Regions from separate parts of the Mus musculus genome. Here region 2 is linked to region 1. A link is a loop called in an ENCODE intact Hi-C map of the cell type or tissue named here. Cell type or tissue: gastrocnemius. All regions are shown on one strand. Each heading gives the region's core, and the rest is flanking DNA. Links, peaks and the distances in the headings are about the cores only.

Region 1 (7,658 bases), core at 1,430-5,429:
TAGAGGCAAGGTCTAGTGAGGAGACTCGGGGGTACTGCTGAGGGCCTGGACTCCTGGGAGCAGACAATTCGGAGCATGTGATCATGTCTGAGACATGTAGAGTTAAAATCAGTAAGACTGTGCTTAGAGAGGTGGAGACAGGATCAAGGGTTGAAGTCTAGGCCAGCTCCATGTCTTAGCTATTGTGATTACAAAGCAATCAATATGTGTGTGTAAGTCTGTCTGTGGCATGCTGACTTCAGGTACACACCCAGGGATGGAATAGTTGATTGTATGGTAGTTCCATTTTTTAAAAACAAACAAAGAAACAAAAATTGTGTGTGGTGCCAGAGAGGTGGCTCAGTAGGTAAGAGCACTGGCAGCTCTTCCAGAGATCCTGAGTTCAATTCCCAGCAACCACATCAAGGTGGCTCATAACCATCTGTAATGTTATCCCATTCCCTCTTCTGGTGTGTCTGAAGAGAGCGACAGTATACTCACATACATAAAAATAAATAAATAAATAAATAAATCTTAAAAAATATACTTGAAAGCCAACCTAGGCTACATGAGACACTGTCTCAAAAATAATAAAGATTAGGGAATTGTTTAAATGTGGAGGAGGAGAAAATAGGAGACGATGCCCAGATTTCTGGCTAGATCATTAGGGTTTTTTGATGAACATTTACTGAAATGTGCAATGTAGGTACGTACGGAGGTGGAGAAGGATAAAGAATTTTGTGCTCCATGCTGTTAAGGTAAGGATGGGCTTGGGACCTCTGACCGGAGTGGTCTATCCCGTGAGGAGTTGGATGTAGGCCAGGAAGAAAGCTGAAGCAGAGGTTGAGTTATAGGCGTGAACATTTGGTAGCAGAGCTGTCTGAGATAGATCAAGAAAGATGGGCAGATGGAGCAGACCCTGGTCCTAGGATGGATCGCCAGGAGACAGGCAGGCTAGAGAGGACACAGTGGAGAGGGAAGGATTCCAGAGAATGGTGGTGGTAAGGAACCCGAGAGGCACACTGTGGAGGAGTCTCAGACTGTTGAACTTCTGAAAAGACAGATGGGGGAGGGGGGCAGAAGGAAGAGGGGGGAGGCAGACACAAAGACAGGCTTAGGCCTAGCATCAGCTACAGGCCCTTGACAGGAACAGTTTCGGTGAAGTGGTTTGGGAAGAAGCCAGGCCAGGCTGAGTCAAGGGATGAGTAAGAGGTAACGAAGTCGTGACAGCTTGCACGGTGCTGTTTCAGGCTTGGTTCGTGAGTCTTCGAGGCTCCCCAGCAGTGCTCACCCCAAATATAGCAGCATGCTGGAACCAAACAGTTGGGACTGTTTGGAAAGCAACTTGGAATATGTAACAAAAGCAGTAACATAATACACACACTGTGATATAAATTCTATAACACAGATTCAGGGAGAGAACGTAGGTCCTAAGATAACCGTAGCTTGTAATACAGAGACAGTCAAATCCAAAGAAAATATGGACCTAAGGTTCCTACTCCCTACCCCCATCACCTGTTGAAATCCCAGCTCTCGCCAAGATGAGAAGGCGATGGAGCTTTTGAGAGATGAATACCTTCACGAGTGAGATTGGTACCCTAAAACAGAGACCCCAGAGGTTCTGTGGGAGGACACTGGATGACAGTCATCTGTGAAGAAGGTGGCTTCCACCAGACACCAAATCAACTCTCCCACCTCCCAGTAGTTGAAATAAATTGTTGTTTCAATCACCTGGCCTGTGGTGTTATTTGGTACAACAGCCTGAACAAATCGAACCAGGCAAACTACGTTTGTCGAGTAGAATACTGTGCAACCAGGGGCTGGGGAAGTGACTGAGCTGGGAAAGTCCTTACTATGTGAGCCTGGGGACCTTTGTGCTGATCCTCTGTATACATGTAGAAAGCCAGGTGTCACCACCTGGTGTCAGTAACTATAACCCCAGAAGTGGGGAAGTGGGGACAGGAGGATCCCTGGAGCTTGCTAGCCAGCCAGTCTAGACAAACCAGACAGCTCGGTGAGCAACCCTGTCTCAGTAAGTAAGGTGGAGACTGACACGTGGTCTCCATGTGCAGGAGCACACATGTATTCAAATGCACACATGCACACACACTTACGGGCACACACATATGAAAATAGAAGATACACATAGGCGTGGAGTGTGCTAAAACATTCTATTTTGGTTTTCAGTGAGCCAGGAAAGGTTCTATCTACTCTCTTCTGCTGTCTCAGCCTAAGATTTTCCGTAGACACCATCTTTAGATGGACATAGCTCATCCAAAGTTTGTATGTATTGCACTTATTCCTTCTCTCAGTCCAGTAGATTGGGGTAAATCTGGTTAGCCAGACACACACGTGTCTCTCTAGACGAAGATGCACACTCAGGAAGTCCTTCATCACACACTGCCCAGTGACCACCCCGTGTTCTCCGGGCTATAAGTGAGCTGAGAAGGTCACACTGGAGCCTTTGCCTACTCAGTAGCAATGCATCTTTCACACCCTTACATCAAATGTCACTTCCACCCCTTGCTTGGTCCGGTGCTTGGAAAGATAAGTCAATCTTAGTACTTACAGAATGAATGCATCTGTGGCTCAGGAGTTAAGAGCACTTCCTGTTCTTCCTGAGGCCCTGGCACCCACATCGGGAGGCTCACAATCAGCTGTAACTCCAGCTCCAGGTGATCTGTGAGCTCTGCAAACACCCACAGAGCATGTACACATACCCACACACACACACATAAGTGAAAATAAAAATAAACCCTTTTTTAAAAATGAATGTGCACATGATTGAGTGAGCTCCCTCTCCCTCCCTCACCTTCTTGTATGTGTGCAGCACACCTGTGAGTGTGAGTGTGAGTGTGAGTGTGAGGTTCACCATCTGGAGGCCACAGCAGGAGACCTAGCTTGCTTTCTGTTACTGTGATAAAACATTGGCTGAAAGCAACTTGGAGAGGAAAGGGTTTATTTGGCTTTCAAATTACCACCCATTCTTGAAAAAAGATATAGCAAGAACTCAGGCCAGGAACTGAAACAGAAGCCATGGGGAAAGGCTGCTCACTGTCTTGCTCATCGTGGCTTAGCCTGCTTTCTTATACAACCCAGGACCATCTACCATGAGATAGCACCACCCATAATAGGCTGCCCCAAGAAGCTGTCCCATAGAGATGCCCACAGAAAATCTGATAGAGACAGTTCTTCATTTGAGATTCCCTCTTTCCAGTGGACCCAAGTTTATGTCAAGCTGACCAAAACTAACCAGAATAGCATATCTTCCTCTATCATTCTCTGCTGAATTGCTTTTGAGACCGAGTCTCTCACTAAACTGGAAGCTCATTGGTCTAGCCTGGCTCTTCCTCCCAGTTCTGAAGGTACAGCCATATGCAGCCATGCCTGGATTTTTTTTCTTTTTTTTTTTTTTTAAGATTTATTTATTTTAATTATATGTGAGTACACTGTAGCTGTCTTCAGACACTCTAGAAAAGGATGTCAGATTGCATTACAGGTGGTTGTTAGCCACCATGTGGCTGCTGGGAATTGAACTCAGGACCTTTGGAAGAGCAGTGAGTGCTCTAACCACTGAGCCATCTCTCCAGCCCATGCCTGGCTTTTTATGTGAGCTGGGGTTTCAAACTCAGGCCCTCATGCTTGAAGAGTGTTTTATCCATGGAGCCATCCATGTCTCCATTCATCCTTCCATCCATCCACTCAACCACCCTAATAATACTTTTAAAGACACTCTCTCTAAGATATATGTAATGTCTAGTGTCTCATCCCTATAACTTCATAGAAAGCTGAGGCAGAAAAATTTGCTTGAGGGATGAGTTCAGCCTGAGAGGAAGACAAAAGATGCTCTCTAGGACAATCACAGGTTCTGGCAGAGAAGTAATTTCACCACATGAGGGCAGCAGAGCCTCACTAATGAGTGGACGGGAGTTGCCTGCTAACTTCTGAGCACCTGCTGCTGAGAATCTAGAAACTGGCCTTTAATTTTGCTACACTGTAGCAATAAATGCTTTGCTATTTATTGTGCATTTAGTTTTCATGCTTCCCATTCTAAATACAACAAATATCACACAGCAATATTTTAAACAATTCAATAAGAATAATTTAACAGGTCTCTGCATGTTGAAAGTATTTTCCCCGCTGTAGGCTGGTTTGAGGAATGCTGTCCTTGTCTCCGGTTCCAGTGCAGCCGCTCTGCACACAGGCCAGGACTGAAATCAGCTTACAAAACCACACCCATCTTGGGGCACAATAGAGTGCTAGGCTGCCTCTGGAAAATGCCCTGTTTTGCCAGGTTCTGACACCTAGTTAGGCAAATGGGGGTTTTGTTTTCTTCCTTTACTTACTATAGAGGACTTGAAATTGTCTCTGTGGAACATTTTTGTTTGCTTTAAAGAGATTCATTTAATGTTATGTGTATAGCTACTTTGCCTGCGTGTATTTGTATGTCAGAAAAGGGCAGAGGAAGGCACTGGATCCTCTAGAACCGAAGTTGCAGATGATGGCAAGCCTGCTGGGAACTGAGCTTGAATCCTCTCCTTTGTAAGGTCAGCCAGTGCTTTTCACCACTGAGCCAGCTCCCCAGATGTCAAGCACTGAGCCAACTCTCCAGCCTTAACCGAGCTAGTTCTCTGGCCCCGTGGAATGATTTTAATAAACTGTAAAGAGGATGGGTGTAGCTGAAAGGAGTTGCAAGCATGTGGTCCTTGGCATACTTTTAGCTCCATCCAGGAAGACTCTGACATTGTGGCTGTTAGTGTCAGACCTCATGACAGTCTAAGGGTGAAGCTGGTGACCCAAAGATGTGTTGTAAGTCTCCACGAAGCTCCCCACCTGGATGAATTTCAAAGGAGTCCTCAACACAAGTTCAGTTAGAAACTCATTTAACTTCTGAAGAATAAAATACACACAGATAAGACCTCTTTCTCTCTCTGGTGTGTGTGTTGGTGTGTGTGTTTTGCTGCCCCACAGGCTTTTTTGTATGCCTGACTAAGTTCAAGCTCTATAAGTATGAAGTGTTAAAGATTATATGGAATTTTCTGGCAGGTGCCACCAAATCAAATGGAAGATAATTTTATATAAAACAGGGTTTCAGAGCTGTGAGGATGACTCAGTCAGCAAAGTGCTTACAGCTCAGGCATAAGGACATGAGTCCAGTCCCCAGCAGCCACATGAGCATGGTATTGTGCATTTGTCACCTCAGCACTGGGGAGGTGAGAACAGGTAGCTCTCTGGGCAGCCAGCTTAGCCTAGCCATCAAGGTCCGGGTCTCAATGAGAGTGCCTGTCTTAAAAAGAGAGGTGCATGGCTCCTGGGGAATAACAGCTGAGACTGACCTTGTTTTTCACACACATGTGCACCTACACACACACACAAACACACACACACACACACACACACAGAGGAATACAAACACACACACATATGCACCTACACACACACAGAATGACTTTCAGTGGGGCTGTAAGTGTGGTGCTGTTGGTGGAGGGAATCAGTTCAGCTAGTTAAGTCCTTATGAACTCTAGTTACTCATCAGCTCCTATCTCCACCAGTAGTTGCACCTTGACATGTGCTAATATAAGATTTTTTTGGCCTTTGAATTGGCCAGAATAGACTCATTGCTAGACACATTAGAGAAACGGGAGTTTATCATATACAGAACAAACAGCTAATCAGGCCATTTACTCACAACTCCAGTAACCACGTATAAACTCTTTACCAGCTTGAAACATCAGTAATTGAGAAAGGTATAAAAACAAAAAAACAAAAAAACAAAAAAACAAAAAAAAACCAAACAGGGCTGGTGAGATGGCTCAGTGGGTAAGAGCACCCGACTGCTCTTCTGAAGGTCTGAAGTTCAAATCCCAGCAACCACATGGTGGCTCACAACCATCCATAATGAGATCTGACTCCGTCTTCTGGAGTGTCTAAAGACAGCTACAGTGTACTTACATATAATAAAAAATAAATAAATCTTTATAAAAAAATAAGTATTGCTCTGAGAGTTAGCTCAGTGAGGGAGTACCTGCCTAGCATATGAGGTGCGAGAAACCTCACTACCTACACAGCTGTGTTGTCACAAATGGTGTCATTTCTCCCTTAAAGCAAACCCTGAAAGTTAAATATCACACATGCACACACTCACACTACACGGGAATCCAGAGCAGTTAAAACACTCTCTCACACACCGGCTTAAACAATAGCAGCTGGTTCCCTTGCAAATCCTGAGCCTAGGAAACCAAGATCAAAGTGTTTAGTTCCTACTGACACCTTTCTCCATGGCTCTTCTCGTGTCTCCTCATGATCCTTCCTCTGCATGCCTGTGCTTTTGTATCTTATACAAAGACACAGACCACTTGGGAGGCTCAAGCAGGAGTAGGTTGGAGGCCAGCATGGGCTACATAGTGTGTTACACAGCAGCCATGGATAGAGAGACCCTGTCTCCGGAGAAAAGGGGAGCAGAAGGCGTAGGCAGAGGGAAAGCTGGAAAGGGAGGAGAAGACTGGGGAGGGGAGAGGGGGAGAGAGCCCACTGGTCATTTAAGATTGAGAGCTCACCCACAGGACTTACTTCTCATTTTACTTTGATTGCTTCTCTTAAAGACCCCATCAGTGGTACTGGAGATTAGGGCTTTGTGTATAAATTTTGAGGAGACATAGTTCAGCCCATCACACAGCCCCAGTGGGATCTGGGAGCTTGGCCACGACCTTCCTCCCACAAAAATCAAGACATTCATCAAGGGCTCTTAAAGATGAACAAGGAGACCAGAAGTGTACCTAGGGCCCAGAGAGATGCAGGGTGCAGAGGGAGGGGCCTGGTGTGACCTGAGGATGCTTCAAGTCTACCCAGAGTGCTTAAGAAGGTGAAGGCATAACAACTGGAGAGTTTGTCTAGAGACTACAGGACCTTCTGTCCAAGGTGGCTAGGAGGTAACAAGGTAGCCAGAATGACAGCCCTGTGATGTACTTGTATGGCAGGAAAGAGGGAACAGAAGGAGCTGGTGGAGGCTGGGAGGTGAGGCAGAAGCAGAGGCCACGGGGAAACCCTACCTATCAGCCCCAGCATGTGGAACGGGATGAGCACAATCTGGATACTATTGGGCAGTGGGAATCTCTAAGGAAAATGCAAAGACTGGAATATAAGGAGGCCATCATGATGTGCCTGGTGTCTCTGTGCCCTCACATGCCATGTCGAGACTCATGACAGGCACTAAATATTAGGACTCAATCAGTGCTTACAGAAGCCCACGCACGTATCAAAGTGGAGGCTCGTGACATCACGTCAGGAGTTCTATTCTTTTGGTCATGTGTTGATATGCAGCTAAAACAAAAGGAGGTAAGACATGCAATTAGAGCACATCTGTCACCTTCACAGTTAGAATAAACCGGCGTCAGGGCTACCCCTGTCCTGTCACAGCTGGATGATAACCCTTCAAGCTACAAGGTCTTCCTCTACCACCCGTGTCCCACGAAAGCTATCCAAAGCCAACAACTTCTCCAGTTCTTTGTTCAAATATCCTCTGGGCAACTCCTACATTTCTTCAACACTGCCTCACTGTTGATTTTCCTACCATTTGACATTTGTCTCGCCGTCACTACTGGATTTGAGTTTGTCACCTGTCCTTCCAGCTCCCTCCTGGAGGGCAGGAAACCAGGCCTGTTATCCACCTGTTCAGCTTT
Region 2 (7,658 bases), core at 2,373-6,372, 490 kb after region 1:
GAGGTGGATCTCTGAGTTTGATGCCAGCCTGGTCTACAGATGGAGTTCCAGGGCAGCCAGGACAACAGAGCAAGTTTTCAGGACAGAGAAACCCTGTTTTGAAAAAACAAAATCAAAACAACAACAAAACAAGAGAACAGTGGTGTAAACACATCAAGGTTTCCTCTCCTCCCAGAGTTGTGGGCTTTACAGAGCCATTCAGGAATCTCACTACATCCCAGACATGAATCTCAGCTTCATCTCTTAGCTCAAGATGGCTGCAGCTCCACCCACCCTTTCAGCCCAGGCCACAAGAAAGCAGAGAGAAAGCAGCTCGTCCCTTCCTGCTAAGGGCATCCCAGCATCCCATATCTGCAGCTACCTCTCTAACATGGTGTTCTGCTGGGGAGGAAGCTGGGAGGGGTGGCTTTGATCTTGCTTCTGTCACTTAAGGAAGGAGAATGTAGACGACACACACTCATTTCGGCATTCTGCCCTGATTAGTGACCACAACACCTTCACTCCTAGTCTCCAGCAAGCACCCCCTGACAAGAGGACTCTGTAGTCATAGAAGTCATTGATCTCCAGGCTCATTACCCATTGATCATACTCCAGGGTCTCAGAGCCCATCTTTCGGTACTGTCTTGCTTCCAAGCACCCAGGGCCTGCTGAGGCCTGTCCTCAGAGCTGACTGGCTCCTGCAGGCTCCGCTGTCCCTATTCCTCGACTGCTACACTGTTCACTCCTCCTGCTGCAGGTGCAGAACCTGGGCTTTTTCCCCATCCACGGGGTGATGATGAAGATCACTGTGCCCATCGCCACCAGGGGTGGCAACCGCCTGCTGATGTTGAGGGACTTCTTCACCGACCAGGTAGCTGTGTTCCCACATTCTGGGTGCTGACCCGTCTGGGTGGAGGAAGAAAGGGGGAGCTGCGAGTGAGACTCAGAATTGTGCATATGTGTGTGCCTCCCATGCAGGGCAACACATCCTGTAACATCTGGGGGAACAGCACAGAGTACAGGAGTACCCCAACTGAGGAAGATCTGAGCCATGCCCCACAGAGGGTGAGTGTCTCTAAGCCAAGAGCCAAGGGATGTGGTTAGAGTGCCTCCCCATTCCAGGGGCCTCTCTCTTGGCCAAGTGTCTATCAATAAGAGTTGATTAAGGAGTGGCCATCAGTGAGATGGTCCATGGTGTAAAGGACTGTGCCACCAAGATGGCCACTTGAGTTCCATCCCTGGTTCTCTCTCTCTCTCTCTCTCTCTCTCTCTCTCTCTCAGGGGGAGTGGGGGTGTGCATGTGTGTCTATCTCTGTCTCTGTCTCTGTCTCTTTCTCTGTCTTGGTTTGTCTCTCTCACACATACAAACATTTTTAAAATGTAACTTAAAAATAGCTTATTGATCTGGAGTTGGAAAGAGGGGTTAACAGGAGTCTTAAGAGGGCAAGAGAGGAGCCGGGCGGTGGTGGCTCACACCTTTAATCCCAGCACTTGGGAGGCAGAGGTAGGCGGATTTCTGAGTTCGAGGCCAGCCTGGTCTACAAAGTAAGTTCCAGGACAGCCAGGGCTATACAGAGAAACCCTGTCTTGGAAAAAAAAAAAAAAAAAAAAAAAAAAAAAAAAAAAAAAAAAAAAGAGGGCAAGAAGAGAGGAGGCTGGAGAGATGGCTCGGTGATTAAGAGCTCCGACTGCTCTTCCAGAGGTCCTGAGTTCAATTCCCAGCAACCACATGGTGACTCACAACCATCTGTAATGGGATCTGATGCCCTCTTCTGGTGTGTCTGAAGACAGCTATAATTGTACTCGTGTACATAAAATAAATAAATAAATCTTTAAAAAAAAAAACTAAAAAGAGGGCAGGAGAGGGTAATGAATATGACCCAAATATAATATACACATGCATGTACAGGTCACAATGAGACCCAATGTAATGTATAGATAATATATGCTTAGTGAAAAACATTTTTTGAGACAGGGTCTCACTGGATAGCTCAAGCTGTCCTGGAACTCACTCTATAGACCAGGCTGGCCTCGAACTCACAGAGATCTGCCTGCCTCTGCCTTCAGAGTGCTGGTATTAAAAAGTGTGCACCACCACTGCCCAGTATAAAAAAAAACACTTAAAAAATAATTTATTAAGCGAAATGTGATACATGGAGTCCTGGGTCCGATCCCTAACACCACATAAACAGTATGTACTGGGTAGGCTCAGCCAGGAGGATCAGCTGGACAAAACAGGCATAGCCTGTGCATGGGGGAGGGGGAGGGAGAGAAAAAGAAACGTTTTGAATTCCTACGTGTGCCCAGCAGCTTTGTTCAGTGAGTCAGCTCTCATTTCTCCAAACAAACATGAAGCACTTAAAATTTTTTCACATGCATTCTTGTGTGTGTGTGTGTGTGTGTGTGTGTGTGTGTGTGTGCAGGTGCTATGGCAGCCATGTGGAGGTCAGAGGTCAACTTGCAGGAGTTACTTCTTCCATCATCTGAGTTCTCAGGGTTCAAACTCAGGTCATCAGACTTGGTGGCATCCGGGTTACAAGTACCTTTGCCCACTGAGCAATCCTGGCAGCCCCACACAGTATTTTGAAACCTGCTGCACTTCACCCATGATTTGGGTAGAGTTGGGAGGGCACAAGACTACCTCAAAAATAATTTTACCTTAATAAAGTTCAGATGCTCCAAGATGAAGATTTATGCACTTTTCCATCTGTCTCTGCCACTTTTTCCAAACACTCCAAAACAAGTTGTTTTTCCTGACATGTTACCCTGGCTCTGGCCACCAGGGCAGTAGAAACAGAATTGATGGCAGGTGTGTGTGTGTGTGTGAGAGAGAGAGGTTGGAATTGTCTTGATCCTGAATATGACACTTGCTCTGGGTATGTGCATGTGTGTACACATGATTGATTGATTGATTGATTGGGACACTCTCCGGAAGTTTGATTGCCTGCAATACTTTTCTCTATCTATTGTGACTTACTGCACTGTCATTTAGTTATCGTTTAGCTTGTTTATATGGTGATTTCCAAGTCCTCAGTGTTGAGTGGAGGTTCTGATCCTGGGACACTGGTCGTTATACACAACTTCAAATCTGGCCTCCTTGCTTTGTATTCTCGGTGTCCCTCGTGTCCCCACATACCTCTATCCTTGTCCCAGCCATCTGCTTCCCAGATGGTCCAGCCTCGGGTCGGCTTCCCTTTCCCAGTTGGTCCAGCCTCAGGCCTGTCTGATGGCCCAAGCTCACATTCTAGGCCACTGGCCTCCAGCCCCCGCCCATCCCGACAACTCTCTTCCAGAATCACAGCAACTCCGACGTGGTCTCCATCATCTGCAACCTGAGGCTGGCCCCCAGCCAGGAGACCAGCTTCTACCTGGTGGGAAACCTGTGGCTGACATCTCTGAAAGCAGTAAGTTAGACCCTCAGCAGGACTGGAAGGAAGGGAGGAGGTGGCTGTGGGGGGAGTCTCCAACCTGGGGCTGCCTGAGAGGGAACAGAGGCTCCCAGAGCCGGCTCTGAAGAAGGCCCTGGTCTTACAGCTCAAGTACAGGTCTCTGAAGATCACAGTCAACGCCGCCTTGCAGAGGCAGTTCCACAGCCCCTTCATCTTCCGAGAGGAAGACCCTAGCCGCCAGGTGAGCTCCAGGGAGTCCAAAACCGGGAGGGGGGGAATGGGGGGGGACGACAGGTGTAGCATTCAGGAAATGCTAGGATGTAATCCTAGCATTCAGGAAATGAAGACAAATCCTTGGTCTTTTTCACTAGCTAGCCTAGCTCCAGGTCAGTGAAAGACTATCAAAAGAAAAAAAAAAAAAGCACTCGTGCAAACACACACACATACATATACACACCACACACACACACACACACGCAGAGCAGACTGGCAAGAGACCAGACTCAAGCATTGGCGTGGTACCTCAGCGTGCTAGGCTCTGTGCTGTGGGAAAAAATAAAGAGACGCCTGTGTGTCTCACAGAGTTTCACACAGAGGATACTGAGACCACACACCCACACCCATGAACCTAAAGGGTGGCTCCCTGATTGGCTGCCCCACAGTGAAGTTGTCTTGGGCTTGCTGGTGGAGCCTGAACTTGCATCCCTCCCTTGCCTAGAGACTCAGCTCTAAAGGAGTGCAAGCAGCAATGGGTGTGGTAAGGGTGAGGGCAGGATTTAGAGGGCTCCGTGCTGGGCTCTTTTTTAACTAGACAAAACCACATAGGCCAGCATTACCTTGACTTCCAGACAGAGAAAAAGAGGTGAGGCTTTGAGAGATAGCTACTGTCCTAAACAAGTCGGGTCTTAGAGAACAATTAGGGCTTGTGTAAACGGGGCAGCTGGGAGTAGGGCTTTGCTGCCCCCTACTGTTCATATCTCAGAAGTGCTGGTTGAGCTGTAGGCTCTGGCCACTCACCTATACACCTCAGGAGATGCTGGGTTAAACAAACAGGCATAAAGGAGAAGAGGGGAAAAAGGCAGGCTTGGCAAAGGGACACCATCAGGCTGTTTCGGTAATTGCACCCTTCCAGGCATAGAACATCACGGGTCAAGGCCCAGAAGCAGTTCTCAGGGATTCTCCTAAGAACTGTGGTAACTGAGGGTTAGCCCCACATCCTGGTGGTCTGTCCCACCCTGGGGCCCCAGCCTAAGCCTTGAATCTCCTGACACCTCTGCCCCTCTGAGGGAAAGGGCACCAGCTACCTCCTTTCAACCATGTGTTTCTTCATTCTGCATGGGATGGGGGTCCATCCCTTTCCCCAGCCCCCAGCCTGGGCGGCAGATTCATAAGCAGTTGAACACAGTAGTAACCAAGCATGGGAGAAGTCAGGAAGTGCGGCCATGCTGAGGGAAGCAGATGGACAGAGTGGCCAGGGAGCCGTTTCTGGAGATGGCCCTGGGTAGTAATTCTTCAAAGATGTGTCAAGTGTCAGGAAGCCCCTCCCCCGTTAACCATCCCTCCCCCCCCCCCATGAGTATCTCTGTTTTGTTTAGTTTTCTAGTTTTTGAGACAGGGTTTCTGTATAGCCTTGGCTGTCCCAGAACTCACTCTGTAGACCAGGATGGTCTCAAACTCAGGGATCCTCCTGCCTCTGTCTCCCCAGTGCTGGGAATAAAGGCATGCGCCACCACCACCACCTGGTTATCTCTTAGGTGAACTTTCTTCCTAGCCCAAGATGCCCTCAAAAAAAAAAAAATCCTATTGTACTGAGCGTGTCACTTGTAGTAGGTTATATAGTGCCCAGCATGGCTAGGTCAGTGGGCAAGGAAGGCAGCACAAAGGCCCACCCAGCCTTTGGGGATGAAGCAGAAACCATGGAAGGGTTGAGCCCTGTGCACACGCAAGCAGACCCACCGCACACCTCGAAGGCTTAACCCCTGCCTCTGTCTCAGAGGGAAAGCTGAGACTGTGTGAGGTGAGGCCTGAGTAGTGACCTGCCCAGAGTTGCCTAGGGAGTAATGTGAATGGTCCACCACCCAGCTAGCTGCTGTGGCTGTTTCTGCCTCACTCCATGCTCTGGAGACAGAGCAGGGGGCCAAGCTGAGAAGCCCCACTCAACTCAGGCCACCCCTGGCAGTGTTCTGTTTTGTTTTCTGGCTTCTTTCCCAGAAAGAAATCCGCACTCAAGAGTGAAATTCAGATGGAGTGAACACAGTTTGCTCAGTTGAGTTCCACACAGGGAGGTTGGGGAGCACGTGTAGGTATCTGGGGGAGTCGGTCACTCAAGGGCAGAGAGAACAGCCCCGTGGTAGCACGGAAAGCGGGAGCAGAGTGAGGGGCAGCGGATGCGGTCAGCAAGGCGAGAAGGACCACTGCCCTCCAAATGCCATGAGAAGATGTGATGTTCTGAGCAGGGACCGCCGCTCTGTCATCCGAGGGAAAGTGTTCCTCATACTGCAAGCTGAGGACAGGCGGTGGGGGTGAGACTGAGGTAGGGAGGCTGATGCAGACTCCAGCAAAAGATGACAGGACCAGAGCCAGGAGGCAGGAGGGCTGGCCACGTTCTAGGGGTTTCTGGAGTAGAATGAGATGGTTTGCTGATGGGCGCCATTGGATGTAAAAGGATGGCAAGCTGGCATAAAGAGTGTCACCACGGGCTGCTAAGGAAGCCGTGGTGGAAACAGGTCTGGAGGTGAGGGGGTCACAGTCAGGTGAACAGCTGGATGATCCAGAACCTGGAGTGCAGAGGAAGACAGAAGTGAGAGCGAGGTCGAGAGCATAGTGAAGGCCACCTGGTGGGGCACGTTCACGGGGTCACGAGTGGGTCCCACAGCACCGAGGTCATCCTTCATTTGGAAAGAAAAAAGTCTGAAGAGGAACAGAAATAACCCAGGCTGAACTATGGTTTTTTGTTTGTTTGTTTGTTTTTTGTTTTTTTGTTGTTTGTTTGTTTTGTTTTGTTTTGTTGTTGTTTTTTGTTTTTTGTTTTTTTTGGTTTTTCAAGACAGGGTTTCTCTGTAGCCCTGGCTGTCCTGGACCTCACTTTGTAGACCAGGCTGGCCTCGAACTCAGAAATCTGCCTGCCTCTGCCTCTCAAGTGTTGGGATTAAAGGCGTGTGCCACCACGCCCAGCTATTTATTTTCTTTTTAAAAAACATTTATTTTATTGTTTAAAAATGTGTGTGTGTGTACACACATGTGGGAAGGTGCTTGCAGAAGTTAGAAGAGGGTATCAGATGCCCTGGAGCTGGAGATACAAGTGCCTATGACCTGCCCAAAGCGGGTCCTAGGCAGTACGCACACCATCTCTCCAGCCTCCTGTCTCCTTTTCTTTCTCTCTCTCCTCTCTCCTCACCCCTCTATCCTCTACCCTCTCCTCTTTCTCTCTCTCATCTCTCTCTCATCTCTCTCTCATCTCTCTCTCATCTCTCTCTCTCTCTCTCTCTCTCTCTCATCTCTCTCTCTCTCCCTTTCTTTCTGAATCAGGTTTTTTTGTAGTCCTAGCTGTCTTGGAATTCACTATATTTTGTTTTGTTTTTGTTTTGTTTTTGAGTCAGTTTCTTTGTAGTCCTGGCTATCCTGGAATTCACTATGTAAACACCACACTGGCCTAGAGCCCACAGATGTACCTGCCTCTACTCCCAAGTGCTGGGGTTAAAGTCATGTACCACTGTGCCCATTTTTTTTCTTCACCTAAGTTTAAAAGCAAGTCGAGGGCTTGGTGTACAGCTCTGGTGGGGGAACGCTTGTCTGGCATACACAAACCCTTGAGTTCAACCCCAGAACCATAGAAATCAAGAGTGTAGATGTCACCCTCTTGTGAAGTGGAGACAGAAGGGTCGGGAATTCGAGGGCTAGGGCTAGGTAGGGCTAGGAAAATGCCTCAGGTGTTTGCCTCACAAGCATGAAGGCTGGGTTCAGTTCCTATAGAGAGCAGCTGCTCATGGTGGTGCACACAGGTAAACCCACAGCTGGGCTTCAGAGATGGGAGACTCCTGGCACTTGCTAGCCTGGGGCTTGCTAGCCAGGCAGTCTAACCACATCAGCCAGCTCCAGGATCAGTGAGAGGCCCGGTCTCAAACACTGTTCTGGTGGAGAGTGACTGAGGAAGACATGTGATGTCAACCTCTGCCCACTACATGCACACACACGTGTGAGCACTTACACCCTGCAATAAAAACTAATGTTTAGGGAGCTGGAGAGATGGCTCAGCGGTTAAGAGCACTGACTGCTCTTCCAAAGGTTCTG

What was found. A loop is a pair of places that touch in the nucleus more often than their neighbours do. Peaks named below come from ENCODE experiments on the same cell type or tissue, not always from the same donor. Only the 100,000 strongest peaks of a DNase experiment are listed, where the experiment ranks them.
Region 2: a loop joins it to region 1, with 5 times the contacts of the local background. A loop is called at or near these places in 20 of 42 quality-filtered maps.

Annotation. Positions count from the first base shown.
Region 1 is chr9:62,283,277-62,290,934 of GRCm38, forward strand. No RefSeq gene overlaps it. Among named protein-coding and RNA genes, the nearest start is that of Spesp1, 4.9 kb to the left of the region's middle. In gastrocnemius, for the core only: a CTCF peak has its summit at 3,872 (motif pointing right); a DNase peak (open chromatin) is centred at 3,877; H3K27ac peaks cover 589 bases.
Region 2 is chr9:62,773,341-62,780,998 of GRCm38, forward strand. It overlaps Itga11 (integrin alpha 11), which reads left to right. Exons shown (of 30, transcript NM_176922.5): 25 at 737-850; 26 at 958-1,044; 27 at 3,273-3,383; 28 at 3,514-3,609. Among named protein-coding and RNA genes, the nearest start is that of Fem1b, 34 kb to the right of the region's middle. In gastrocnemius, for the core only: a CTCF peak has its summit at 4,335 (motif pointing left); DNase peaks (open chromatin) are centred at 3,316, 4,341 and 5,603.